2 separate regions of the Homo sapiens genome follow, and region 2 is linked to region 1. The links are chromatin loops, found by intact Hi-C in ENCODE. Cell type or tissue: K562. All regions are shown on one strand. Links, peaks and the distances in the headings refer to the core of each region. The heading gives the core; the rest is flanking DNA.

What was found. Hi-C counts contacts between places; a loop is a spot of excess contacts. Peaks named below come from ENCODE experiments on the same cell type or tissue, not always from the same donor. Only the 100,000 strongest peaks of a DNase experiment are listed, where the experiment ranks them.
Region 2: a loop joins it to region 1, with 3 times the contacts of the local background. A loop is called at or near these places in 9 of 110 quality-filtered maps.

What each region holds. Positions count from the first base shown.
Region 1 is chr14:54,765,830-54,780,800 of GRCh38, reverse strand. It overlaps SAMD4A (sterile alpha motif domain containing 4A), which reads right to left. Exons shown (of 13, transcript NM_015589.6): 9 at 10,579-10,697; 10 at 5,666-5,867; 11 at 4,261-4,387. Among named protein-coding and RNA genes, the nearest start is that of SAMD4A-AS1, 85 kb to the right of the region's middle. RefSeq lists enhancers at 6,475-6,524, 6,398-7,326, 6,610-7,809. In K562, for the core only: CTCF peaks have their summits at 6,611 (motif pointing right) and 7,430 (motif pointing right); DNase peaks (open chromatin) are centred at 6,640, 7,460 and 8,930.
Region 2 is chr14:54,358,670-54,373,640 of GRCh38, reverse strand. No RefSeq gene overlaps it. Among named protein-coding and RNA genes, the nearest start is that of CDKN3, 31 kb to the left of the region's middle. RefSeq lists enhancers at 3,121-3,622, 10,593-11,160, 11,161-11,728. In K562, for the core only: a CTCF peak has its summit at 6,697 (motif pointing left); a DNase peak (open chromatin) is centred at 6,700; H3K27me3 peaks cover 2,051 bases.

The DNA of each region.
Region 1 (14,971 bases), core at 2,476-10,475:
CATTCCTAAGCCTGCAGAAGGTCAGTGCCTGTGGAGGTCCTCTGGGACCAACGCTTTCACAAAAAGTGATGGGTACAACATGGTATAAGATGATATTGTACCATCTTGCCCCAAGTTGATGCTCAGAGGCAGGAGGCTGTGGGCCCAGCTGGGTTCTTGGCTATGACAGAATTGATTTATTTATCAATCTCCCTACCCATTGTCTGCCAGTCCTGAACAGGGATGTCTGCCTTGATTTATTAGAAGACATGGAGGAAATATTTATCCAGTACTGTACTTGGGTCCCTGTTCTGGTTTCTGCCTCTGCATGGCAGCCCCTTCCACACCCCACTGGACCCAGTGCACCAATAACTCTCTATTCTTTCTAAAGGCAGTTCTCCGGAAGGAAATGAAAAATAACAGCCTGGAGCCCTGTGCTCCCAGATATATGCAGCGTGCTTATGGCAGAAGAATCCCAATTGTGAGCTGGTACTTAGAGGAGGTTTGCTGTGGTGATCAGGTAAGTCACACCATGAAATGCTGCCATGTGAGGTGCCACTGGACCCAGCTCACATCCAGCTGGTTCACAACCAAGGGTAGTTTGCATGTGGCTTTGGGCAAGGGAAGAATGAGATTTTCAGAAGGCTGTGCAGCCTACCCTTCTGAAGGTTTTCCTTTGAAGCCTGCTATGGGGTTCCCTGCCCTTTTCTGTTAGGCCCTCCAGGGGGTAAAGAACCTCCATGATCTCCTACTGTTGAGCCAGGGCCACTCCAAGATCCTCTCTGACTGGATCCCAAGGACAACTAAGCCTGGGTCAGTAGAAATTAGTTGCTTCCAAAATAAAGGATCCCTCTCCAAGCAATTTCCAAACCAGTTATCTAGTTGAGAAAACGCCCTGCCTCCATGAGGAACGTGACCATTCGCACAGGCGCCACACTTGTTTTCTGGTGAGCGTATTACACCTCGTAGTGTTTCTTACTCATCACTGGCAATAGCCACCTGAAGGGTCTCCTGGCTGGTCCCAGGAAACAGCTAAAACTTGTCCATGTGAAGGTGGAGGTTGCAGTGAGCTGAGATTGCGCCACTGTACTCCAGCCTGGGTGACAGAGTGAGACTCCGTCTCGAAAAAAAAAAAAAAAAAAAGCTTGTCCATGTGGGAATAACATGAAACACCACTCCTGAGGGGCCTCCAAGTGCCCGTGAATTGTGTAGAACCAGGAACGAGGGATGAGTCCTGTAAACCCGAGCAAGGTGACTGATGAATTGATCCGCAACTTGGTGGGTTCTAGCCCTCTGTCTTCTCTGTATGAGACGTTTAAAGTCTCCCATCAGTAGAGTTATTTTAGGTTTACAGAATGAAAGCATCCTTCAAATGCATTGTAGTCTTCAAGATTTGCCCAGTTTACAATGGATTCTCTGAAGACATCTAACAGCCAGGAGGAAAACACTGCATTGTATGATAACAGTTTTCCGAGTATCTACTTTTGGGTTAGTTACACATCTCAATTTCATTTTGTGTTCACTATTACTCCTGTTCATGTACAGATGAAAGCCACTTTCTGACTTCCTGATTTTTGCTGTCCTGACATGATATTTGTAGTCTAGTTTTAACGCCTGGCCACAAGCCCCGGGAAGTCTCCATAGCGAACCAGATTGCACTGCTTTGTGTGGAAAGGCCCATCTGCAGAAGAGGCTCTGAATCCAGGAAGAGCAGAAGCGGCTCTGAATCCAGGATGAGGACCCTGACTCTATGACTCTAGGATGAGCCTTCGTCTGGACCTGCTTGGAGGTCAGAGGTGTCGTCCCTGGGTAGGAGGCTGCCTCCTTGGGAGGAAGGAAAAGTCACTACAGTGACCTGTGGCCTTGACAATGATTGGCAAGGGCTGAGGAACCTCAACCCTGTGCCCTTAAGCAGGGGCCTTCTGCAGCCTCCTTCCCCTTCAGTGAGGGATCCTGGGTCCTGGCCAGGCCCTGCCCTATCATGCCCTTTATGCATGTCCTGGAAGAGCCACCCAGCATGGTGCTGAGCGTGCTGGGCAGGACTTAGGAGTGGCTCCTGTCCAGCGTTCAATGGTTTATTTGCAATCAGGAAATTTAGAGCGGGCTTTTTCCTGTGCTTTGGCTGTTATTAAAAATGCCATGTGAGGATCTTTAAGACCTTGCTGGAAGTGGGTTTGTAATACTTGAGAGATTTTAAAAAAAACACTCAAAGCGTTCCAGAGTTTTAAGTCCAGTGTGCGAAGCATATTATTTAGAGACTTGCAGGTAACTACAGACTGCTAAAAGGGGTTGTGCCTGTGGGCTAGGAAGGGGAGGGGAGAGAGACAGTCACTTTTTGCTCACAGCACTTCTGTATTATTTGATTCTTTAACCACAGGAACAAGAGGGTTTGCATGAAGAGTGAAAATGATATTAGGTTCATAGTTGCCCTGAGCACAAGCCAGCCACTTGGCATTGCTGTGAGATAGTGGAGGGGAAACAAAGGTATAGGTGGAAGATTCTATCAACAAACCCGAAGCGCTCCGGGACAACCCAGCTTTTAGAAAGGGGACTGTCTGGACCTAGTCTTCCCAGTTAAGATGGAGAAAGCTCAGGGAAGATTCAGTATGAACAAAGAGGAAGGCTGAGAACTGGCAAAAGAGTGGCAGGAAGGGAAAAAATCAAGAAGGCCTTGAGAAGGTATACAGAATTGAAGACAGTGGTCACTCTGCTGGTGAGACTGAGGCCAGGGTGAAAGACCCATTCAAGGTGACAGATCTCCTTGTGCGCAGGACCTCTTCAAATCTTGTCCAGATTCTTTTTTATTGGGAATGGATTATACATAATTCTGCGTGAAAACAGAGGATGGGATGAAAGGACCCTGGGATAAAGCCTTCAGAACCCCCAAATTTTATCATGTTTCTTCCCAGGAAGAAAAATAGCTAAGCATATAGAAATATGTGTAATTATATTGTTATATTTTGGTGCATAAATATAGAGAAAAGGAGCTTTAAAACAAAAGTGAGCAGAGTTTTGGAAGTCAAGAAGCAATGTGAGCAGGCCTCTGCACTGGGTAGCTGTCGCTCCCCTCCCTGACATGCCGTTCCCAGCAGTGTGTCCTCCAGCGTCCTCCTCCTCCCTGACCTCCCAATTCCAGCCTACCCCCCCACCCCATCATCCTGCACCCTCCTGCCTGACTTCTACTCGGAATCCCCCATGTGGAGGAATCCCCCCAGGGAGAGTGGCCAGAGTCCAAGCTCCTCAGCTTTGGATTCAAAGTCCCCCACCATCGGCCACGACCTTTACAGCTCCCTGGGTCCACTTTCTGCTACCTCAGCCAGACCCTTTGGCCCAGCCACGGCTTCCGGGCCATGCTGTGGTATTCTGGACCTTTGCAGTCTTGCTCCTGGGTTCCTTCTGCCTGTAACTCTGCCTTCCCTCTCTCCACCCTCTGCTGTGCCCTGAAGCTCAGCTCCAACTCCAGGAAGCTTCCTTGCCTATTCCAGGCCACAGTAACACTTCTCTTCTTTAAACTCCTACAGATAGGACTTACTGGACAGAGCGTTTCTACTGTCCAGGGCATTTTCCTACAGGTACAACACATCTCCAGTTTGCCTGCCTTGGGGCAGTGGGGGTGGGGGGGGGTCCATCCAGATAGGTGCAGTGTAATTGCCTGTGTGGCTTGTTATTACTCATGGAGTCTACAAAGTCTACAAGATCACTGCCTGCATAGAGAAAGGGTTCAAGTATTCATTAGCTGTGCATAATTCCAACCACTCTGTTTTAGGAAGCATAGTGAAAGCTGAAATTGATCTGAAGTGTGCTAAGTTGCTCTTTAACCAAGTAAAGGAAAGATGGCTGGTACAACAGTCATCACTTTGCAAGAAAAGCCCAAACCAGGGGGAAGGTCTCAGCATCAACAGTTTTCTCTTTCTCTGTCTCACTCTCACTTTCTCTTTCCACACACACACACACACACACACACACTACACATGGAGCCCTCCCACCTCCCCACCACCAAAGCCCTCTTGTGCTATCTCTGGTTTAATCAATCTAGAAATATGACTAGTATCAAAAATATCCCCATCCGATTGCAACCAACTCTGGGGCTCCACATGCTGGCTCTCAGCCAAGCCGCCGCTATTCATGCTGGCAAGGCACAGTTTAAAAAAGGAAAGGCTTCTATAAGCTCCAAAGAATGCACGGTGACAGTCGAGGCTAAGCACTTTCTGGCTGGGTTTGCTAGGGCATCTATTTTGGCCTCCCCTCTGTGTCAAGGGGACATGAAGCGCCGGGCCCTACCTGGCTGCTGGAACATCAGCATGTTCTGTGGGGAAGTGTGCACGGGCAGCGAGCGGGTCCTCTGGACTGAGCTGTGGGTGCGGCTTGGCATGCTATTGCTGCCCCCGGGGTTGGCAAACCACAGGTTCTGGTGAGAAAAGCAAAAGGGGAACTTGTTAGTTCAGCCCCACTGGGGTGGAGAGCAGAGCCGCCAGCAAGAATTTGGGAGGCAAAGATCCCAGGAGAACTCTAACTTCTAGAAAAGGGGCTTGCAGGCCAGTGCTAGCATCTGCTTATTTATAGAGAGAGGGTTTAGATTCCATTCACTGTAATTTCTCTTCACCTCCTCAGTGGTGGCCTTGCTGTAAGCCTCAGCTTCATCTGGACACCTCTTTCCCTATCTGCAGAACTCTTTTTATCGCATTTGTTGCTTTTGCTTTTTCCCTGCCACTTTTCTAGGAAATGGGGGAGTTCTATAAATGTATGCAACGAAGAGCACAAACTATTTCAGGGCTCTGATTTTTTTTTTTTTTTTTTTTTTTTTTTAAGATTCTTACAATGTACTCCAAAGCGAGGGGGAGAGAAAAGAAACTCTCAGCTGGCAATGAGCTGGCACAACTCAGCCTGTGTGTCCCAGCAGTGACGTCTTCTTGAACTGATCTGGGGGCTGGGGACAATGGTCAGAAGATGGGGCTTTCTGGTACCCTGGGTAGTGAATCCTGCCCGTCTTGCCTGAAGCCCTTTTCCTGTTTTTAAGCTGATCTGTCATCCCTTAGTTTCTCCTGAGACCCCAGAACCTCAGACCTACTTGTGTCCCTCTGATCCTAATCCCTACCCACAGAGCTTCGAGAAGCTCTGGGCACACAGGCGGAAGGCACTGGGCAGGGGTGGGGCCTGGGGCTAGAGGGGTATGAGCGACGGGCCAGAGAAGTCAGCTCTAAACTGCACAGCAAGAACCTCTGGGCAGGCTGAGAATGTGTTAACTCTCCCCCTGGCACACTCTCTCAGACTTTGTCCTGTGGATGCTCCACCAGAGCTGGGACTGAGACAAAGGAGCTTTTTGCCATGGATAAAAAGGGCAAGAAACTTCTCTAAATGCCAGGCTCTCCTGGAACCCAGATTTGGGTGGCAGAAGGTCAAGCATGGGGCAAAGAAGAAATAGGTCTTGCATTTCTTTCTAAAGGTCCTCTTGTGCAGGGTCCCCAAGGTTAAAGTGGTCCTCTGGGCATCCTAAACACAGCTATGGGGTTGCTCTGTCTGCTAGAGAACAACGCGAACAATGCTGTTACCTCTGAGGAATGGTGGCAACTGCCCCCAGCATAGTCCCCTTTGGCCTCTCTCCCCACCCTGGGGTCACCTGGGGGGACATCTGCAGCCTTGGGCCTTGAGCTTGGCCATCCTCCTCCTTCCTTGGGGCAGAACAAACCTGTCTTCCTTGTTTCATGATGGTGGGGGTAGCTGTGGTGTTGCGCTGGTTGGAGCTGACGAATCCACTGGTGCCCAAGAGGCCCAGGCGGGCGGAAGGGACGTTCCGAGAGGGGATCTGGTACTGGCGCGGGTTCCGTCTGCCCATGCCACCGCCCACAGAGCCAGCCGTCGGGAGGGAGTTGGATTGCCCAAAGCCTCGACTGTGAGAGCCAAGAGAGAAGGAAGAGAATATCAGTCGTTATTCAGCCCTTTTTAAGCCACAGGCTTCCCAAGGGATGTCGCCTTGGAGGTCTCCTCATTTTTTTTTTTTTTTTTTTTTTGAGTCAGGGTCTCACTCTGTTACCCAGGTTGGAGTGCAGTAGTGAGATCTAGGCTCACTGCAGCCTTGACCTCCTGGGCTCAGGTGATCCTCCTATCTCAGCCTCTGGAGTAGCTGGGACTACAGGCATGTGCCACCATGCCCAGCTAACTTTTTTTTTTTGGTAGAGATGGAGTCTCACTATGTCGCCCAGGCTGGTCTCAACTTTTCAGGCTCAAGCGATCTTCCCAACTCAGCCTCTTGAGTAGTTGGGACTACAGATTTTTATATTTTTGGTGGAGACAGGGTCTACCATGTTGCCCAGGCTGGTCTGGAACTCCTGAGCTCAAGTGATCCTCCTGCCTCGGCCTCTCAAAGTGCTGGGATTACAGGCGTGAGCCACTGCACCCCGCCTCTGCTCACATTTTGACAGTTATGAAGCCTACAGGGAGCTGTGTGCCAGCAAATAACTATAATTAAAACAGCAGCTAACATCTGAGAGGCGGTATCACATGGAACTTCCTGGGACTTCGACATTATTTTTCGATCCTTGCAACAACCCTATGAAGTAGGTGCTCTCTCCTTTGTAGCTGGAGAAGTAAAACAGCGCGTAATCCTTGTGCACAGGTCACACAGCCAGCAGGGGGCAGCGCTGGCACGCAGGCTCAGCAGGTTCACCAGCACTCTGCCTGCCGCCTTGCGCCTCCCTACCGCATCTTCTCCAACCCATGCTGCTGCAGATGAGGACACAGGTCTTGAACACTCACATGCTTTTGAGAGGCCACATAGCAAGAAAACAGCAGAGTCAGGGTCACAACTGGTCTGACTCCTGTCCCAGGGCTCCCTTCTTTAATCCTATCATTGTTTCTGCTCAGCCTGTCTGTGTGGCGGACTTGGAGAAGCCTGTGAGGCCCACCAGGATGTAAGCTCCATGTCTGTCCTCATCCATCCTGCATGTCCGGTGCCTGAATCAGTTTCTGCACAGTGAATGCAGTTGAATGAATGAACCAATGAGTCTCTGCCATCATGACGCATCCTCAAATGGGAGAGCTGATGCCACCTGTGGGGCGAGGGATATAAGGTCGGAGATGATGTTTGCAAGTGTTCTGGACCTAGGACACAGACTGCCTTCACTTCACAGGCCCTCCCTGCAAAGTCGGCTGCATAAGGGCCAGGGCAGGTCCATGCTTCTCCTGGGTCCGGGCAGGGAGGCTGCCAGAGCCCTTAGCATCACGTGCAGATGCCGGCGCTGCCGTTGGGTTGGGTGACCTCAGCACTGAAGAACGCATCCTCTCTGACACGCCTCAGGTCCGGGAGGTTATACAGCAGCCGGCAGGGTTTCAGGAACCAGCACATTCTTTCCAAGAAGAGTCAGCTGTAGTCATTCACGGATGTTGAAGTCAAAATGTTTTACCTCCAGTGGCCACAAGATGGAAGAGATCTGCTTTTCCAGCGACACAGGGGAGGTTTGTACCAAGCCTGTGGGGAGACTCCGGGAAGCAGGGCTGACGTAGTTTAACCAGTTGAGGGTGATAGGGGCCTGCAGAACAGTCATTTCCTGAGAAAGAGAGCTGTGCCTGTATGTAGGGGGAGGGGCATCTGAGCCAGCAGTGCAGATCTCAGAAAATGTTTCTCTTCTCCCCAGAATTCTTAAATTTCCTAAGGGGAGAAGTGGCAGGAAGGAGAATTCTGGGCTTGTGCCTTTCTACTTCCAGGCTTTGGTGGCCAAGGAAGGAGTTCTAGATTCTGGTCAGAAGCTCATCTGAATGTGGTGAGGAGGACACTCACAGGTTCTTGGTATCTTTGTCTTGGCCTTTCTTCCTTTTTTCTCCCATTTTCCCTTTTAAAAATTTCGTTTTCATTTTTACGAAGGCTTCAGATTTTTTGGTTTGAAGGAAGAACTCAGGGCCAGGAGGGGTAGAATAAGTTTCACATGATGAGACCTCCTTTGGAGGAAGGACAATCTGACTACGTGAGGTAGAGACAAGGGCCGAGTGTTTTTTTTTTTTGTTTGTTTGTTTTTAATGACGAAAACTAGTCCTTTGAGTTCTGAAGTCGGAATTTTGGCCACCTGGTAGATGATTCAGTATTCTGCTATGATTTTTCCTTATTTAGCGTGGATAGCGTTTTCTCACTTTCCTTTTTGGTTGGATTTTTAAAAAGTTATTTCATATGCAAAATACAGAGTCAATGAGTGATGCTAAAATGATTTGTGTTTCCAGGAAGGCAAGACTGAATTCTTAAGCAATATAATGTGGGAAGAGGACTCTGTTATGGGATACTTATAGTCACTGGAGAAAGGAGGGATCCAGGGACTCTTAGGACTCAGCTGTATAGGGGAGGGGAGTAGGACGTGATGAGGGGAGAATTTGGCTAGGCCATCTTTCTCTCTCCTGATGGGACCCTTCGAGGGTTATTACAAAGCCAGCTTTGCAGAGGGTTGCCACTGCTGGCAACCAGAGTGAATGCTTGGGTTACTTAAGATCGCTAGGCTTAATGAAATCATCAATGCTTTCTGGGGAGAGAACAAAGTGACAAAAGCAAGTTTTCCTTTCTCATTCTCTTGCCTTACCTTTCTAAATCTGATTTCATTACACTGAAATGTTGAAATGCATGAAAAGTCTTTGATAAAGTAACATTAATAAGAACCAATTAATTTGGGATTTGTGATAATTCAAGCAGGGGTTGGGTTGCAGTTACCTTTGTATTATTGGAGAAACAGGTCTTCAAAGCAAATTAATAGCACAAAAAGATCCCAGAGGAAATACTTATGAGTATAAAACATTTTCCAGCCTTATAGTAACATCCAGTTGAACATCCACAAGCGATTCATTCTTATCTAATCAATTAAAAGGGGTCCATTAGGACTCCAACCTGGCAAACCTTGGGTTAGCCCAATCCAAGTGTTACTAACAAACACCCTGGAGAGGTCAAGGTTCATGTCCCCTGCTCCACCTCCAGAAGGCTCTCGGATGTGGACCAATGACAACACAGGGCTGACAGAGGCCAGGGTGGGACTTTGGGAGGAGCAGCAAAGAGCCGCCCCATCTTCATCTCCAACCTCCGAATGCCTTCTTCCTCTTGGAACTTGTCTCCCAAGGGCCTGGTGTTGCAAGAGGAGTCTGGAACCTTTTCTATTCACCTGGGAAAAGTATTGCTGCTCTCAGAGAAAAGCCACTTGGGATGGGGGTAGGCCCCAGGGCAGGAGGCCAAGGAAGCAGACCTTGCCTTTCATCTGGGCCATCGGGAATCCTCAGGGCAAAGAGGTAGTCTAGTCCAACCCACAAGGGTTGGCAACCCCAGAGGGCTTGGGGCCAGGGAACTGGTCCTGAAGAGTGTCGCTTTGCCTGAACAATCTTTTCTGCTCATCATCCTGAGACCATGAGAGTTGCCTGGCTTCCATAGGGTTAAAAGCATGGAGCTGGAGCTGGTGCCAGCCTGCCTGGTTCAAATCCCCAATGCTGCTGCCTATGAACTTGTCTGTAAATGGGGTTAACAACAGCAGCTCTACCTCACATGGTTGTCATGAGGATTAAATGTATTAATATTCTTAAAGTGCTTGGATACCACTTGGCATATGTAAGTGCTAAATAAATGTTTGTTTAATAAATAACCGTTATATATGCTGGAATGTGATCACACTTCAGTGTTAAAATTAATCTTTCATGAAGTCTTTTCACAAACTTCAACTGGCCTTATCTCCCTTAAATCCAAAATAGTGATGTTTTAAGGCACGCTTACGCAAATAAATGCCCAAAATTTTAACACCACGGGCAGAGAGCTTCTATACATGCACCGAGAAATGAAATGAATTCAGACCCTTTCAGGTGCAAGTGAAGAAATTATCTGCTCATGTTTTAAAAGTGTAAAATAGAATGTTAATTTTTCAGGATGTTTACATTCTCATTCCCTTATGTCCCAACAATTCCCTATCATTGTTTAAGGCTTAACCCTTCCTCTACCCTTAATTTCTCCCACAAATTGTCACTGCAGTTCATCTTTAATATGTAATTGGATTCCTCAATTTAAAACTATATTAAGGTAATGGGTTCTAAAGTACAACCAGGCTTATTTTTAACTGCGTGCAAGAAGCTGAAGTACTATGGAAAAATCAAGAATTGTACTGCTCCACTATGAGACTGCAGACCAAAATAGACTAGCACTGGGCTCTTCACCCTGCCACCAACTATAATTAGCTTGTCTACAGCACGAAGGGGGAAAAAAATCACACTACCACTTAAGGTGCTGATTGATAGAACAACCCATTTTTATCCTTTCAGATCCCCCTTTTGTGGGTAAGCCATCCTGTGTTTTGCCTGCATTTGTTAAATCATACCCACTCTCCCCTCTGATACCCATCCGGACTATTACCATCATTTTGACAATGCAAACTGTGTTACAAAAGCTCACATTCAGCTCTTCGCCTGGGAATGCTCACTCTCACAGCCTTTTCCCAGCCCCACCTGTTTAAGCAATGCAATTTGGAACTCGCCACAGGGCATCTTCGTGAACAAGGAATGGTGCCCTGCCATATTCCTGCCCCAGGAACCGAGGTAGGCAACAAGGCGCCAGGGGAACCACTACGCATTACAAAGAATGAAATCCCAACATACTTTCTTTGCTGTCGATATCCTGATATGTCTAGAAGGGTTTTCCGAGGGAAAGACCGAAAGAGCTTCTGCACCTGCTGTTTCCATGACAACAATCTTTTTTTCTGTGTCTCTGTAAATGCCTGCAAAAACAAACAGGACTTTTAAATGGGTGACGCAGCCTGGCATTAGAGGGAGAAACATGCAATTAATAAGGGGAAAACATTGGAGTCTCTGCAGTTGCCTTTTCTTCACCTGTTTCTAACCTGGTCCAAACGTAGTCAGTTTAATTTGGGAGCTGCCCTATTTTGAAAATTTAAGTTATCTGACATTGGAGGTGCGTGATAAGGTACACGCATCAAACTGTTGACAACCCTCATTTTTGGTGACATTTCTGGCAGATCCATATCCACATTCCCCCTCCCTCCTGACTCCACTCCAGACTCTATTTATTAACCAAGAATGAATTGCAAAATTGATTGTTGAATACTCTGGCTTTTGCAGGCCCCCTGCATTTTCATAATCAATGAAAATTCTCAACCACTCCAAAAATCAATCTGCTTGATGGTGTGTGGGCACCCTAGAGTGGTCTACAGGGTGTCAGAGAATGGACTATATTCTCTGTGTTTCAGGGCTTTGCTGAGACATCTCCAGTTAATGGGTCTCTTGCCTTACAAAAATTCCAGTGTACCAGTCCTGACTTAAACCTTCTCTAAAGTTTAGGGAAGTATGTAGGTCTGATGCCTGCAGAACTCTTTTCTAGCAAAACTGGTGTGTGTGTTTTGCCTGCTGCCTTGTAACAAACTCTTACCTATGTTATATTTCCTTTTGCGTTTAGCCTTTGTACTTGCCACAGACTAGGAAAGGACTTTATGTGGGTTAGGAGTCTCCAAGGCAGGAACTCTCAGATTCATGATATATTAGAATCACCCAAGGAGACAGTCAAAATTCAGATACCTGGGCTCCCTTCCACATGCCCAGAGCCTGATTTAGTAGATCTGAAGGGGATGTCTAGAGAGTTTGTGTTTGTACCAAGTGCCCTGGTAATTCTGCTGCAGGTAGAGCATGAACATGAGGTGTTCTAGATGGTGAGGACCCCACGTCACATATGAATCCCCTGCCAAGTGACTAGAACTGTAACTTAGAACACGTGCTGTGGGAAATCCATGTGATTTGATTGATTCACAGTAACAAGGAGGGAGAGAAGTTTCCGAAGCAGTTTTGTCAATAGGGCATGAATTCCTTTAAGTAGTCATAAAATATTACTCAGTAACAGACTAAATGACTAGTTCCCATAAAGGAAACAGATTCCTTAAATGGAGAAAAAAAATGACAGCTTAGTTGTCTCCCAGTGATGCTGAATCTTTAAGGACCTAAATACCAGGAGAACTCTGTGGACAAAAGCAGAAGGATGTTAATCATGTGGCAGAAACGTCATTGAGGACTTACAAACCCCTTCTTCCCGGGTGACCTTAGCCAGATGCCATTAAGAATATGCATCAAGGTGGGCTAGGAGGCGAGGGCGTGGCTCTCCTCCACAGTCCCTCTCATTGGTTGGTGATGCTCCCTGCATGTCCAGCTACACACGAGTACCTCTGAAACTGGGCAAAAGGCAAGCGTTTCTGCTGGACTAACAGCGAGAGGGGATCATTTCTGCTTTTGACTGGCTTATTCAGCCACATGTTGTGTGAGGACACATGTGGGCATGCTGGTCAGGGTGACCTGGGGAGGAGAGTTGTGGGCCAGAGGAAGGCTCTGGATGCAGATGGGCAGGGCTCGAATCCCTGCACGCCTTTACGCATGCCCCTCTACCCAAGACTCAGTGCCTCCTAGAAACTGAGGATAATAATATCTCCCTCAAAAGGATGTTGTGAGAATGAAATAACACATGAACAACACTTAGAATACCTGGAACGTGCCTCGCTCTTAATAACGGTTCAAATAGATGCCACTCACAGGTGTCACACTGGGGTTTTGTTTTGGACTGCACAGACCGGCCGTTTGGTGGTGGTATACGGCTGTTCATCGCGTTAAGTATTCAACATGACCTTGAGCTCCAATAGCACACAGCAAATGACTTCAAGGTCTCTAAACTATAATACTGAGCTGGTCTGGTGCCAGCCTGAAGGACAACTGGCCTGAGTTTCCAAGTGACAACGGAGTAAAGGGCTCATTTCATGGATGTGCTTCCTAAGACATCATTACAGACATGACATCTTCCCTGGTGGCAAACAGCATCCAAGAAGGTGGGAATGTTGGCGCCTTCCTGGGGAGGTCGGCGCATTCCCTGAGCACCTCAATGGGCAGCGGGCTCCTTTCCTTCAGGGCTGCAGATGGGAGCCAGCCCATTAGCAGTGCTGAGTGAGAGTGGGGGCCGGTTCTCAGCTGGGGATGTGGTGCTCGGTTGTGGCTGGCTTCAGGAGTTTCTGAACACTGGTTCCTGGCCTACAGGGGAGTGCTCAGTTATGGGGGATCTGCATTGGCTATGATGCCCAAAATCTCACTGCAGCCCCCTCCGCTGGCAGCCCCAGGTTGGGCTGGGGAGCAGCTTCCCAAGGGGCCTGGAGGGGAAGGGAAGGCTTCATGCCCAGCAACTGCCCAGGCACCCCTAGTCACCACTCCAGAGTTCTGGCCCTCTCAGGCCTAGACCAATGCATCTGTCTGGAGGAAGATGGCTATGGTGTCCCAGCATATGTGGCTGGATGAAAAGGTTCATAAAGCGGCAAGAGCTCATCTTCTCAGAGCCACCTCAAGACACAGGGAAGTGCCCAGAGGCCTGGGATTATAATTCAGGAGTCAAAGTGACTGGTCTCAGAAGTAAAATTCAGAACTTTCCTCTCCTTCCATTCATGACTCTGGGGACTCGGTCCCTCCATCCCGGGAAGGAAGGGAGGTGTCCTGGCCCACTCAATACCTTCCCTGCTCCCAGCCAGCTAAGGAACAGCGTGTCCGGGCTATGAAGGGGCGTCCTGTCTCTCTGTGCCCGGGTGAAACTTCTTCCAGGATGGAGGCTGTGCGCCTTCACGGGGCCTCACAGGCAGGGCGTGTTCTACCCACACAGAATAACCGGAGGCTGTGGAAAATTATTCAGACAGCTTTTCCTCTCTCTCAAAGTAAAATCATAAAAAGCCCTGAACAACATTTTCCCTTCCAAAGCAGCACGCAGGCCCCTCCATCCTGACATGAACTTAGCAAGCAGACACCTCACCAGCTCCTTCCTGACCGGGGCCCCCAGCCACGAGAGGCCCCTCTGGGCAACCAGAGGAGATCACCTGGGGCTGCACGGAGGTCAAGGGGAAAAAACAAAACCAGAGCCAGGGTACCAAGGGAGGACATGCAGGATGGCAGGCAAGCAGGAAGCGTCAGGCCAGAGTTTCGGGGCTGCCGAGGGACAATTAGGAAGCCTGTGGATTGTTTGGCACAGGTAGCTGGAGGACTCACGATTTCTGTCTCATGGGCTCAGCTGTCTTGAGGCAAGGTGGACAGTACCTTGTCCTCCAATATCAATGCTGAGAGCAGGCGTGGGAGAGGAAGCAGAGTTCCGGTGTGCTTTTATCAGAGGCTGAAATCCTCCCCATTCCGTCTGCCCCAAGCCACCCACAAATGTCCTACTTCTCAACAAAACACGGAGCCCTGCAGACATCACTCTCTTCTGCCTCCTTACGAACCGAGTCTGTACCACCAGGACTCTCGCTTGCCTTTCAGGTCTCAGGGTGGAGAGGGTTCCTCCACGGAAATGCCCTGTTCTGGCTCCAGGTTTGGTGCCCGCTGCTGCTGCTCCTCTGTGCTCCAGGGCACTCAGGGATGACCTTATCAGAGGCTTTCTCATCATGGCTGTGATGGCCTGTTTCTTTCTGTCTCACCCCTTCTCTCACTACTGTAACCTGCCTAATTCTCTCACTACTGTAACCTGCCTAGGTGCTCAGTAAGTATCTAGGGAATGGACGAGTTGTAACATTCTTCACTGTGTTCTTGCTTTCTCTTCCTTTGTCGCTTTTTCCTGGCCAAAACGAGTCCAGTGTCAGGATTCGAAATAGAAAAGGATTAGTCAAGGCTTGTGGGGAGAAGGCCTTGTCCCTGAAACAAAGTCACAAATAAGCCTTCAGTACGGGCTTTTGACAATGCCTGGGTGCTCTAGGGAAGCCATTAAAGAGGGAAAAAACCATTTTTTTTTCAGTGAAAAGTCTAGTACTTTGGTATAGTTAAACATTTCAGAGGATGGCGTGTCTGAGCCCCCAACCTAGGCGGCTGGTCACTGTAGTCACACTGACAACTTTGGCCAGAGCCGCTTGGGCACATAAGAATCCATACGGCCAAGAGGAGAAACTGCAAAAATGAGGGTTTGGGGAAGTGGGGAAGGGGGAGCTGGGATGGAATCCCAGAGGGGGACTGTACCCTTGTATGTGAAGTGTGGGTA
Region 2 (14,971 bases), core at 2,451-10,450, 410 kb after region 1:
ACGATCTTGGTTCACTGCAAGCAGCCTTGACCTGGGCTCAAATGATCCTCCCACCTCAGCCTCCTAAGTAGCTGGGACCACAGGTGTGCACCACCACACCTAGCTATTTTTCTGTATTTTTAGTAGAGATGGGGTCTCGCCATGTTGCCCAGGCTGGTCTTTGAACACTTGAGCTCAAGCAATCTGCCTGCCTTGGCCTCCCAAAGTGCGGGATTATAGGCGTCAGCCACCATACCCAGATGGTTTTAATTTTTTATTCTTTAATTTCTTGAGACAGATGCTGTATTAGTTATTTATTACTGTGTAACAAGTTACCTGAAAACTTAGCAGTTAAGAAAAACGTAATCATTTATTCATTCCTTTTTCATCAATCTTGTTCTATTTTCCTCCTTTTTTTCGAATTTTTTGTCCTTTTCCTCATTCTCTTTCTGTCTCCCTCCCTTTTCACCTTTCCTTTCTCTGCTTAATTGCTTCAAATATGGGATTGAAATAAAGACCAAAGCATGGGTGGTAAATTGATGGCCAACAGGCTGAATCTGGTCAGGACATCTTGGGAGCTTGTACAGTGTTCTAATCATTGGAAAAGTCTACATTAAAAAGGGGGAGATGGCTGGGTTTGTTGGATTATGCCTGTAGTCCCAGAACTTTGGGAGGCCGAGGGAGGAGGATTGCTTGAAGCCAGGAGTTCAAGACCAGCCTGAACAAAGCAAGATCCTATCTCTACCCTAAAAAAAAAAAAAAATATATATATATATATATATATATATATTAGCCAGACATGGTGGCATGCACCTGCAGTCCCAGCTTACTCAGGAGGTCAATGTGGGAGGATCACTTGAGCCCAGGAGTTTGATGCTGCCATGAGCTATAGTCATAACACTCCAGCCTGGGCGACAGAGTCATACCCTGTCTCTCTTAACAAAAAAAAAAAAAAAAAAAAAAAAAAAAAAAAAAAAAAGCAGGGAACATGCGGGTGGGGTGGGGTAGATTTCTCTAAAAAAATCTGATGTCACAGCAAAGGGTCTGTTTTCCCACATGGAAACAATAAGCCAGAACTACTTTCCTTAATTCTCTCTTCCATTCCTTGAAAGGCCATTAGACCTCTTTTAGGCCAAATTATTTGTCCATAAGCTTCATCACTCCCTGTTGCCATATACAACCTTATCTCGCTTAATTCTGTTGTCTTCAATGTCCCATGGGCATTGAAGTTTGAGGCTTTTGAAATAAAATTGTATAATCTTCACTTTTTAAATTAACAAAGGGAATTCCTTCTCTGCAAAAACAGCCACCCTCCAACAAAACAACTGATAGAAGAAAATAAAACCAAAACTGAAGGCAACACTATAGTTAATCATGCAAGCCCTCTTTTTATGTGGCATAGTCACATCTCGTTACTCTTGTGAGTTGGGGTTATAGGAAAGGAGGCAGGGATTGGTCTAATGGGCTACGGGCTGGTTCTGTTAGTTCTCCACAGTGGGTGGCCGGTGGCCATGGGATTATTATGGAGCAGAGGGCCCACCACTTTCTGAATACCTTCTTATACATCTTCAGGCCAGATACAAATTGTATTAGGGTTCTCTAGGAAACAGAACCAGTAGCAGATACACACACATACACATACACATTATCTATCATCTATCAATTGATCAAGATATTTAGATTAAGGAATTGGCTAATATAATTATGGAAGCTTGGAGGTCCACATTCTGCAGGGCTGGCAGGCTGGAGACCCATAATAGCTGGCACTGCAGTTCAAGTCCAAAGGCTGTCTGCTGCAGAATTCCCTTTTGCCTGGTCAGTCTTTTGTTCTATCCAGGCCTTCAACTGATTGGATGAGGCCCAACTACATATGCAGAGCAATTGTCTTTAATCAAAGTCCACTGATTTACATGTAAATCTCATACAAAACAGTCTCACAGAAACATTTAGAATAATGTTTGACCAAATATCTGGGCCCCATGGCCCAGCCAAGACCACACATAAAATTGAGCGTCACAGGCATGTTAAATTTTACTTCATCTATTCACTCAGAAATTTTTTTTTTTTTTTTGAGACAGAGTCTCACTTTGTCCCCCAGGCTGGAGTGCAGTGGCGCAACCTCGGTTCATGGCAACAGTTGCTTCCCAGGTACAAGAGATTCTCCTGCCTCAGCCTCCCGAGTAGCTGGGATTACAGGTGCCCGCCACCATACCCAGATAATTTTTTATTTTTAGTAGAGATGGGATTTCATGATGTTGTCCAGGCTGGTCTCAAACTCCTGACCTCAGGTGATCTGCCTGTCTCAGCCTCCCAAAGTGCTGAGATTACAGGCATGAGCCACCACGCCTGGCTTCACTCAGTAAATATTTATGAGCACCATCTATACCCCAGGTACTATTCAAGGTGCTGGGAATACTGTAGTGAATAAAATAGACAAGATCGCTGCTTTCGTTTGGGTTCACATGCTCTTGGGAGTGATAGTCAGGTGGTGATATATGTTATGGGAAAAAATTAAAAGAGTGGGGCCTCATGAGAATGTTATTCTAGATAGAAAAGTCAGAGAAGGCATCTCTGCGATGTCATTTGAGAAGCACCCGAATGAAGAGAGGGAGTAAGCCATGTGAATATTTAGGGGAAGAGTTTTCAGTTTCAAGAGTAAGGAGATGCAAAGGCTGGGTGTGTCTGAGGAACAGCAAGGAGGCCAGTGTGGGAGGAGCTGACTGGGGGAGGAGGACGGGGGGGAGGAGGGGAAACAGGACCTTGTGAGGGCTTAAGAAGTTCCTACGTTGAAGGATCCAAGAAGAGGGTCCAGGTAAACGAATTCACACCTCTGTGTGACACAGGGGACAAGTCCTTTCTGGGTGGGCTTCAGGATGTTGGGTACTCCCTCACTCTCTAACTCTCACCTTCTCCCCATTCTCCCAGAGTTAGCTCCCCAGATTTTCTTTTCATTCTTGAGCATTAGGTGTCTGCTCATTTCCTCAGAATCTATTGTCTCCCCTACCCCACTCCCGGTGATGAAGGAAATCCCAGTCCCTTAGAGTGTCGTGCAAATTCTGCCACCTCTGGCGTCAGCAGGATGTGAGCAGAGCCCCAATCTGTTCTAGCTCCTGCTGACTCTGCAGAGAGGGGAGGACCAGCTCTGGTCCCACAGTAGGAAGGAGGTGGGGGGCTAGGGTAAATCAGGGGTGTTTCAGCTTCCATTTGTTCTCTCTGCAGGCAGGGTTTGCCCAGGTTTTCTCTTTAGCCCGTGACAAACACAATTCACCTCTGTGTTGTAGCTGTGTTTTTCTTCCCCCCGTGTAGTCCAGGGGTTGGCAAACGTTGGCTGATGAGACAAAACCCACAGGCCTGTTTTGTCAAGCTTCACACTCCTTTCTGCTGATATTATCTATGGCTGCTTTTGCACTACAACAATAGTGATGAGTAGTTGCAACAGAGACCTTATGGCTGGGAAGCCTGAAGTACTTACTATCTGGCTCTTTACAGAAAAATTTTGCCTACCCCTGGGCTAGTCTCTGAGAGAAGTATGTGTTTCTTCTAATATATTTTTTAAGTCTACTTGCAAAGCAATGATTCTGGCCTTATAATGCTAATGCGCTCTCTTCTGCTCGGCTTGGTCCCTTCATCATGGAGGGTCCCACATAAACAGACAAGGCCTCTGGCTGAGCCATCTGATTGGATGGCATCAGAGTCACCTGGTTTGCCTCTACTCCCCAAGATTCTCTCCTGAGAGGAAGAGGGGAGGGTTAAGTTCAGCCTGCCACACCTGTAGTCTTCAGTTAAATTTTTGGTGTATGACTGACTCATGGCTGTTAACAGAAATGTATGTGTGCAAAACAATGTGGAAGATTTTTCAAACTACCAGAGAGGAAAGTGTTAACACATGTTCATAGACAAGTGAGTCTGTTGAGAAGTGCTCAAGGAGAAATTAAACATCATTCCTATCCATAGTTGCACTTGGATGGGTGTTTTACCACTAGATCCATATTTTAAAAATATTTTAATATTAATGCGAATGGATTTGACATGTGTTAGGTAGAGAAGGCTGGAGTTTCAGAGTTGAATGTAATTTGGAAGGAACATACTTCCTCATTCTTGACATACCAAGTTTAAGATTTCTCACATGATGCTGGGCATGGTGGTGCGCTCCATAGCCCCAGCTACTTGGGAGGCAGAGCCAGGAGGATTGCTAGAATCCAGGAGTTTGAAGTGACAGTGAGCTATGATGGCACCAGGGCCCTCCAGCCTGGGTGAACAGAGTAAGACCATCTCTAAAAAAATACAAGAATTTCTCTTGTATGACCATCAGATGCAGTACATGAGGTCTGCAGTAGACATCTGGTATCCCCATTGCTTCTCCCTTTGGAGAATTGCCCCTCTCTTATTTCATGTGGTCTTGTTGGGCACATGGTTAGGACTCACTCGTAAATGTACCCTATTTCTACCCTATTTGTCTGGTCATAGTTGTGGGTCCAGGGAAGGCATATGACCCAAGCTGCAGCATGTGCTTTAGTGGCTGGTGCTCTCACTTTCTTCTTTACCTTCCCAAGCTTTCTGCTTTACCCCAAGATGATGCTGAGTTCTAATTTGCACTGGATAATTGGCGTAGATTGTAAAATTTATTTAAAATATTCATTAAATTTGAAAAATTCTATTGTATTTTATAATAGGAATAAATTGTGTTTTCATAACAGTATCATTCATCCCACTTACTCTGCTGTGATGTAGCTTGCCACTCCCCATAAAGAGGTGGAGTCCAATACTCTCTTCCTAAACATGGGCTGGCCCTAGTGACTAGTTCACCTAGTAGAATGCAGCACAAAGGACAATTAATAATAGGATCGATAAATTTTCATACCCGCGTAACCAGCACCCAGATCAAGAAATGGAACATTCCCAGCACCCAGAGCCTCCTTTGTGTCCCCATCCACTAGCCCCTTCCCAGGGTAACATCTCTTTTCTCTCCTGATGCCATGGCTTAATTTCGCTTGTTTGCGAATTCTATCTAAATGGAATCTTTTGTGTCTGGCTTCTTTTGCTTGACTTTGTTTGTGAGATTCATTCATGTTATTGTGTGTGGTTGTACTTGTTTGTTCTCATGGCAGTATTCCATTGTATGAATATATCATAAGTTATTCATCCAATCTACTGTTGGGTCATTTCCAGTTTGGGGCTATTATGAAGTGCTGCTATAAACATTCTTTTCTATGTCTTTTGGTAAACATGTTGTATACATTGCTGTTGGGTATATAACAGGAGTGGAAGTGCGTATGTTCATCTTTTAGTCGATACTGCCAAACAGTTTTCCAAAGAGCTTATATGAATTCACATTCCCACTAGCACTGTGTTATAATTCTAGCTCAACATCTTTGCCTGTGTAGTGTCTGTGTTATCACTTTAGCTATTTAGTGAGTGAGCTATTTCAAAGCAGCATTTAATTTCAAATGGTTGAAAGACTAACCAGTTGAATATTAGAATCAGTAGATGACATTCTTTAAGAGATAGCAAAAGCCCATAATTTTTAGGACCTTTTAGAAAATGTTTCTATATTACATGTTAATTAACCATGTGTAAATATTTTGCTGCATTATTTTATAAATGCACATATAATTGCAATGTATATATTTTGGGAGTATGTGCCTACTCTAGACCATACTAATATAAACTGAGTGGCTCCAAATTAAGAAGGTTCTCTAATTTAGACATAACATCAGTGAGTACCTCACACTCTGATGTGAGTACCTCACACTCTGATGAAAGAAATATTACCTGAGTTTTCCAAACATCACAGATTGGGAATGAAATTAAAGTCACAGTTATTATCCTTTACAAAATATTATTTCTCTGGTTCTTCCTCTCTTCACTGTGTGAAACTGCAGTCTCTCTACTCCTCATAATAGTTCAGTGAGTCCTCCAGGATGGCCTCTGTATCCTCTAAGATATAAGAGCAAGGCACCCACCATCTTCTGGCTCTCCTTTGCTGGGGTAAAGTCTCAGATCACTGCCCAAGCCCACCAATGTCCCACTTTACTGCAATGCCAGCTGCACCTTCTCTGTTGCTGCTGATATTGCTGGCACAGGATTTTGCTAATCCTTGCAACTTCAAGGTCCTGCGGAAATTTTAACAAAACAGCTCTTTTTAGTTTCATCTGCTTTTAAGATCCATGGCACCTGGATCAGAGGGCGCTGGGGCTGACCACCACTGGGAGGCACCAAGACTCGTCCCTCCCCTCTGGCCCTGTCTTGATGTCACTGAACTCAATTTGTGTGCTTTGACTTTCTCTTCCCTTAGGGTGAGTTACTTCCCAGGAGTCCTCTGGCCTCTCCTGTAAACAATCCTAGCAAGATTACCTCACCCTCTGCTAGCTGTGCTCAGGCCTGGGTGAGTCCTGAGAGCTTGGTCTCAAGCTGAGGCTGACCGTGTGTCCTCATCGGCATAGGTTAGTCCTGGTTTGTGACTGTCGTACTGGCATAATTATTAACAGCTCTCCCTTTCACTCTTGCAAGCCTCCTGCTTTGAATGGTTAATTATACAGGGTCACCCTCTCTCAAGCCATCTTTAGGAAAATGTTACAGAAGTAAAACAATCAACAACACGTTTTAAAATAGTCAAGAAATACACTATGTAGAGAAGAATTTTGACCTCCGATGGCTGGAGTGAGCATTGCAGTAATCTCCTAGCCTGTGGGTCTTGCCTTGCCTCTCAGCCCCTAGCTGGCAGCTACTTGGCTCCATCTACAGGCTCTGCTCTGCTCTGGCTGAAGACTATTTCTTCCTTTCTCCTGTGGTTGAAAGAGATCACAAGATATCACAAGGGGGGATTGAAGGAGCTGGGGTAGGATGCTCTGAAACCCAGCCAGAGGTTAATCATTGTGGTGGTGGGTCCTCCCCATACCCTCGTGCCCAGTTTTCCTAACCTGGCTTTGGCTGTATTCCTGAGACAGTTTCTATTTCATTTGTTTCCTAGTTCCTAATGGGCCCTAACAGTCTCTTGCTATTTCCTCCAATCCTTGGCCTGCCTTGGACCTGGACTCTGGCTCCTGACCTCAGTGACACAGGATCTGCCATCCACTGCGTCTCTCTTCACATGGCCTGCCTTACCCTGTTGTCTCTCCCCCTTCCCCAAAGTGCAGTTTGCTCTTCTTGGAAGCCACGCTGTAATCTCTCGTACTTGCATGTGGGGTTTCCACCAGGAAGGCAAGGTGCTCTAGCAGAAAGGAAAAGGGCTCTGAACTCAAAAGACCGGATTCAAGTCCTATTTCAGCAATTAGCCACGTGTCCTTGGATAAATCACCGAGATACTTAACCTGAATGATAATTCCCTCATCTGTGGCAGGTAGAATGAAATTGCCACTTGAAAATGGATGAACTGACTTCTGAACTCAGAGGATTTCCTGCTGAGTTTGGTATCAATCAGTTGACTGGGGCTGGGTTAATCTTTGGGGAAGTCAGATTTCTGAACTTGAGGAACTAAGGCTGTATGTCAAGGATGCTGGGATAATCAGCTTGGAACCAACATGATTCCCAACTTAATTTTAGGGGAAAGTTCAGCCAGCTTCGGAAGCTGGGCTATTCACCTACCCAACTGCTCCAAGCCCAGACAGGTCTTGAATCAGACAACTCTCACAGGAGAGTGTAACTGGCATCTTTTCCCCATCTCATCTTGTTGGTTTTGGTAATGAGATGAGATTGGGTAGTTAAATTTGCCAGGAATGGAGAATGGCGTGATACTCTTAAATCTCTATCTTTCAGGAATACTTAGTTCATTTTATCTTATTTTATTATTTATTTTTTGAGACAGGGTCTTGCTCTGTCATCCAGGCTGGAGTGCAGTGGCACAATCATGACTGACTGCAGCTTCAACCTCCCAATCTCAAGCGATCCTCCCACCTCAGTCTTCCGAGTAGGTGGGACACAGGCACGTGCCACTACGCACAGCTAATTTCTTTTTTTTGGTGTTTTTTGTAGAGACAAGGTTTCACCATGTTGCCCAGGCTGGTCTTGAACTTCTGGGCTCAGGCAATCTGCCCGCTTTGGCCTCCTAAAGGCCTGCATTTACAGGCGTGAGCCACTGTGCCCAGCACTTAGTTCTGCTTAAATATAATCTAAAATAAGGAGAAAGAGCCTTATTTTAATCACTTCATACTGAAGTACATTCAGAATGAGTTGAGAACCCATGTCTTATAAGAATCCATATTAATGACCAAAAATATAAAACAGAAATGGCAAGGCCATCCAGTAGTTCTGTTCTTCCTGGAATGGGAGATGGCAGCCGAGAAAAGCAGGATTTCAGTAAACATCTCCCTCTTGTGCAGAAATCCCCAGTCCGGGATTCAAATCTGATTAAGTGAGTCAGGCTTGCATTTATTACCGTATATTACAAACATTTTTCAGCATTCAGGAGTGAGTGGTGTCTCTGTGGATTTGGCCACTTCCTGGCAATTATGCACTTGGCTGCTAGTGCAAACCAGCATGCCAAATGCCTGGAATGACGATCCATGTCTGAGCAGCTTTCAGTCTGGGAAGGATGTTGTCCAAACATCACGTTCCTTCCCGAGGTGGCCAAATCCTGGTTACAGTTCTGTCCTTTAAATCTATGTATCCTGAAACTTGGCCAGAAAGGATATGGCCACATCCCTTTGCCCCTTTCAGCTTCCGCAGCAAACACCTGGGGGAACTTGCATTGATTTTGCAGTGTCTGGCGGCTGCTTAGTCCAGAAGTAGTTTTGTGCTTAGTGCCTTAATCAGAAAATCACATTCTGAACATAATCTGTCAGGTGGATTATTAGAAAACACTAATTCTTTCAGAGACTAAGTCTGGAAGCCTGGTGAAATTCCAACTGAGTGATGGCATTGTTTTTCTGAAATGCCCTTCCAGCTTTATTTGCATGAGTATTAGCCAACCTGTCCAAACTGTAGCTGATTCACACTTGTTTGCGCTTCAGAAAACAGCCCTGGATTAGAAAGAGAGTCTATCTCTTGGCATGCCCTGTACAGCAGTGGGTCCTGGTAAAACCAAACAGTTTTAATGAAATTTAGCAAGGACTGTCTTGGTATACAATTGGCTCTCTGTCTCCACTGGTTTTGCATCCACAGAGTCAACCAGCCATGGATTGAAAATATAGTATTCACGGGATACAGAACCCACATATATGGGGGGCCAACTTTTCCTATCATTGGGTTCTACAGGGCCGGCTATGGGACTTGAGCACTTTAGTATCTGCTGGGGGGTGAGGGTGGCAGAGGTGGGGATAGGGTATCTTGGAACCAATCCCTTTGAGATACCAAGGGATGACTGTATATGGAGAGGACTAAAATGTATGCTCAATGAGGTGGGAATTTGGTCTGTTTACCATCTGTTGAATGAATAAGTGAACGAGCTTGTGAGGCTGAGGCAGAAGGATGGCTTGAGCACAGGAGTTCAAGACCAGCCCAGGCAACACAGCAAGACCCCTGTCTTAAAAAATAGTGATGAAAAATAAATAAGCAAATGGATAATTATAAACTTACCCTCTTCTTAATTACATAGTATATATCATCTTGTCCATTTCTTATTTCCTTTTAAGTTTGTCACTTTCTTTTTATTCAATTTAGATAGAAGGCAGTTAAAAGCCTTTCTCTATGAAATAGGCAAATGGAAAGTGAAAACGCCTTGACTAGAGTCCTGTGCCCACTTGTCTTTTTGCTTATCCCCCACTTCCTCCCATGAGCTTTGCCATTGTCTTCAAGAAGTAGCCCCACTCCCCTGCTTTCTCAGCTGGTGATCTGGCCTTCTATCTGCCCCTAACAACACTCATGTGTTTTTTCCTCTAGTCCAAATGAGGCATCTCTTCTATAATGAAAACCCCTTCTCTTCTGTGGAACCTTGCAGCATTGGTTACTCCTCTCTCCTCTGCCTTTTCTTCAGTATTGGCTTTTCAGAGTCCATAGAAGAGCTCAAGTCTCTCCAATATTAAAACAAAAACAAACACAAAAGCACAAAAACAAAACAAAACAACTGCCACACCCCCAAACCAAAAAAAATCCACCTAGTCCCATATCACTTTTACCTTCACAGCCCAGTTTTTCAGTTGAAAGATCTATATTCAGAGACTCTATTTTCTTACTTCTTTTTTATCCTCTGTAAAATTAAATAAGAAAAAGGTTTTTTTTTTCCAGAAGGTAAATATAAAATTAGAAAATCAGAACTATGTTTCTCCTTTAAGAATAGAAACAATTTTTTTCCCTTGCTAGCTAGATTTCTTAGGGTAAGAATATAAATCCCAAATCAGATTGCATTTTGTTTTGACAACAAAGGAGAAAAGCACAAGAACAATCTTATCATTATAAGACTTGTTTATAATCTAAGAAGCACTGGATGCAATTCCATGTGATTTCCTGTCCTAGCTCCTTTCCTCAGACGGTCCTCTGACTGTCCTGCAGATCCTTTGCTGGGCTGTCTCCTAACTCCACATGCTTGTCTTTAGCTGTCTTATTGCTCCTGTGGTTTCAGCTGCCAGCCATCCAGTGAATTCCTAATCACCACCTCTGGCCGTTCTCTGTCTTCTGAGTTTCAGATTCATGTATACAAACACCTCCATCCTGATGGTCCCTGAGCGGTAAAAATCAACATGTACAAGACTGAACTTAGTGTCTCTTTCTTAAATTTGCCTCTCCTCCATATCTCTGTAACCTCACACCTGAGAGTCATCGTAGCTCTTCCTTCCCTGTCACTGTGTATTTAACTGGTGATTTAGTATTGCCTTTTCAGCTTTTTAATACTTCCTGTTTTGGCCTCCTTCTGTCCATTCCCATGCTGACGGCTCCAGTTCAGACCTTATTATTTTTCATCCTTTGAGTTTTCCACCTGCCTGCTTCCTCCTGGTCATACACTTCTCCAATGCCTTCTCCATGTGAATATTTTGATGATGTTGAAGGAATCACTTTAAAATGCATATCTGATCATCTCACTTCCCTGTTGAATACTCCTTACTAGCTCCCCAATGCCCAGAGGATAAAGCTAAAATCTTTAGCATAGCATAAAAGATTAAAGTTTGTTACTTGTTCTCCCTTCCTCAACTATACATCTTAGCTTTCTCAGGGGTCTCAGACTCAAAGGTCTACAGTGGAGGGTATAGTGGTGACTAGGTAGGGCTACTGTGAACTAGAGGATTCATAATCCCATTGAAAAGGGTGAACGGTTGCTACAGACCAGATTTTCTCTTCAACATTCACATGTTGAAATCCCAATCCTTGATTTGATGGCATTAGGAAGTAGGGCTTTTGGCAGGTGATTAAGTCATAAGGATGGCGCTCTTACAAATGGGGTTTTTACCATTACAAAAGAGACCCTAGAGTCCCTTTGTCCCTTCCACCATGTGAGGCACAGCAAGAACACGGCCCTCTATGAATAAGGAAATGAGCCCCCACCAGACACTGAATCGGAGTGCCTTGATCTCGGACTTCTCATCCTCCAGAACTGTGAGAAATAAATGTCTGTTGTTTAAGCTACAGTCTACAGTGTTTTGTTACAGCAGCCTGAATGAACCAAGACAGCCACTCTTTGGCTCCAGCCAATTACTGGTGAGTGGGAATTTGGGCTTAGCGTGGCCAAAGTAACAACTTCTTTTTTCATGAGAAGCTGGATTTTTACATCAAACTAAGTTTACTAAGTTTACTAAGTGTTAGAAACTAATTTTAAAACATTAAAACTCATTTTTTATTTTGAGTCTCACTGTGTCACCCAGGCTGGAGTGCAGTGGTGCAATCTCGGCTCACTGCAACCTCTGCCTCCTGGGTTCAAGTGATTCTCCTGCCTCAGCCTCCCACATAGCTGGGATTACAGGTGCCTGCCGCCACGCCTGGCTAATTTTTGTATTTTTAGTAGTAACGGGGTTTCACCGTGTTGACCAGGCTGGTCTCAAACTCCTGACTTTGTGACGCACCTGTCTTGGCCTCCCAAAGTGCTGGGATTACAGGTGTGAGCCACCGTGCCCAGCCAATCATTGCGTTTTTAAATGTTCATTATTAAAGTGAAAAAAAAAAATATAACCTTTGTACCAAATTAAACACATCTGTGTAAGACTGCAAGATTGATGCCCATGTCTATAAGTTCTTCCTGAATTCTGATTCTTAATCATGTGGAATTGCTTCTGGTACCCTAAATATGTACTGTGCCTCCTCACCTTTGTTTTTGCTGGCTTTCTCTGTTTGGAATGCCCTCTCTCTTCCTCACACTCCTTCCATCCCACTCTAACTCTTATCCCAAACATATGGTAAGGATTTTGAAATATATCCTTATTTGTCAAGACTCCTCTCATGGGAGGGAGGTTGCAGCAAGATGGTGGAGAACTGTTCAGTGATTTTCACCCCAGAGAAACATCAATTTGAACAACCACCTACACATGAAAATACCTTCACAAGAGTAAGGAAACCAGTTGAGAGATTATAGTACCTTGTTGTAGCACAATAACAAGAAAAGATGCATTGAAGTGGGCAGGAAGAACAGTTTTACATGTGTTATTCTTTCTCCAAGCCCAGGCAGCATAGTGCAGAGACAGATATAATTCGCTTGGGAGAAAGAGAGGGAATTGAGCACAGGACTTTGGCTGGACTCCAACACCAGGCCCATAACAATAAAACTCAGCACTGAGAAGGCCCCTCATGGCTCCAGACTCCAGGCTGGTACCCAAGAATGAAGCCTTGAGATCCACCCCAGTCCCAAGCAGGACCACAGAGCCCAAGGCTTCAGGCTTGTGTAGTGGACTTGATCTTTGGCCCACACCACTGCTGAGCAAACATCAGTGGCTCCATGCTTTGATCATGTCTGGCAGCCCTCAGTGTCCCTGGGTGTCTGGTGTATAGCAGTGCAATGCTTGTCACAGCAGGTCCTGGGCTTCTGGCTGTGCCACACTGGCCATAGCAGGCACTAGAATTCTGATGCACCCTGGTGCTGTCCCTGCTGCAGGGCTTTTCCGAACAAAGCCAGTCTCTGAAAGCTAGAATAAGTACCTATTTCTTCAAATATGCTGACATTGGTGCACAGCCACAAGGCTCAAGAACAATTAGGCAAACGTGAGATCCCAAATGGACAAAATGAGATGCCAGTGACTGGTGTTAAAGAAATGAAGATGTATGAACAACCTGACAAAGAATTTAAAATAACTCTTAATGAAACTCTTTGACTTCAAAACAATACAGAGAAACATTTCAATGAAATGAAGAAAATAAGTGACCAGAATGAGAAATGCAATAGAGAGCATCAATAGCAGAACTGATTAAGCAGAAGAAAGAATCTATGAACTCAAAGACAGGTTATTTGAAAATATACAATCAGAGGAGAAAACAGAATAAAAAAGAATGAAGAAAGCTTACGGTTGGTTTTTGTTTTTTTTTGTTTGTTTTGTTTTTTGTTTTTGAGATGGAGTTTTGCTCTTGTTGCCCAGGCTAGAGTGCAATGGCGTGATCTTGGCTCACTGCAACCTCTGCCTCCCAGGTTCAAGCGATTCTCCTGCCTCAGCCTCCTGAGTAGCTGGGATTACAGGCATGCGCACCACCCTGGCTAATTTTGTATTTTTAGTAGAGACAGGGTTTCTCCATGTTGGTCAGGCTAGTCTTGAACTCTCGACCTCAGGTAATCCACCCGCCTTGGCCTTCCAAAGTGTCGGGATTACAGGCATGAGCCACCGCCTCCGGCAAGCTTATGGGATTTATGGAACAGCATCAAAAGAGCAAATACTCAAGTAATAGTTTAAGAAGAAGAGAAAAATAAGGGAGTGGAAAGCCTGTTTAAAGAGATGGTAGCAGAAAATTTTCCAAACCAAAATGTGGTATATATACATAATAAAGAAAGGTGCAAATATTCAGGTACAAGAAGGTCGATGGTCTCCAATCAGATTCAATCCAAATTAGACTACCCCAAGACATTATACTAAAACTGTAAAAAAACCAAAGACAAAGAGAATCCTGAAAGCAGCAAGAGATAAGTAAATAACATATAAGGGAGTTGCAATATGACTTGCAGCAGACTTCTCAGCAGAAACCTTAAAGGGCAGGAGAGAGCGGGATGATATATTCAAAGTACTGAAGGAAAAGTATTGTCAACCAAAATAATATACCCAGCAAATATGTTCTTCAGAAATGAAGCAGAAATAAAGACTTCCAGACAAATAAGAGCTGAGGGAGTTCATCATCACCAGACCTGTCTTACAAGAAATGCTAAAGAGGAGTTCCTCAAGCTAAAGGAAAATGATGCTAATGAGTAACACAAAAACATCTGAAAGTATAAAACTGACTGGTAAAAGTACTAAATTTAGAATAATTGTGGTATACAAATTATTATGAAGGTTAAAAGACAAAACTATTAAAAATAACAGCTACAATAATTCGTTAAGGAATATGCAATTTAAAATGATACAAATTGTGACATCAAAAATTCAAAATGTGGGAGTGGGGAGCTTGAGTAAAAGGGCAAAGTTTTTTGAAGTGGAATCAAAGTTGTTATCAGCTTAAAATAACCCAGTATATAAGATGTTGAGCATTTTTTCATATATCTGTTATTTGTATATCTTTTGAGAAATGTCTGTTTAGGTCCTTTGCCCATTTTTAAGTGGGTTATTTGTTTTCTTGCTATTGAGTTGTTTGAGTTTCTATATATTTTGGATATTAACCCCTTATTAGATGTATAGTTTGCAATTTTTTCTCCCATTCTGTAGGTTGTCTCTTCACTCTGTTTATTGTTTCCTTCGTTGTGAAGAAGCTTTTTAATGTTATGTAATTCCATTTGTCTAAAAAAATACATAGGAGTAAATTTAACCAAGGAGGTAAAAGTTCTGAAAACTATAAAACATCACTCAAAGAAATTCAAGAGGACACAAATAAATGGAAAGATATCTGTGTTCATGGACTGAATAAATTAATGTTGATAAAATGTCCATACTACCCAAAATCACCTACAGATTCAGCATAATCTCTATCAAAATAACATTTTTCACAGAAATTGAAAAAACAA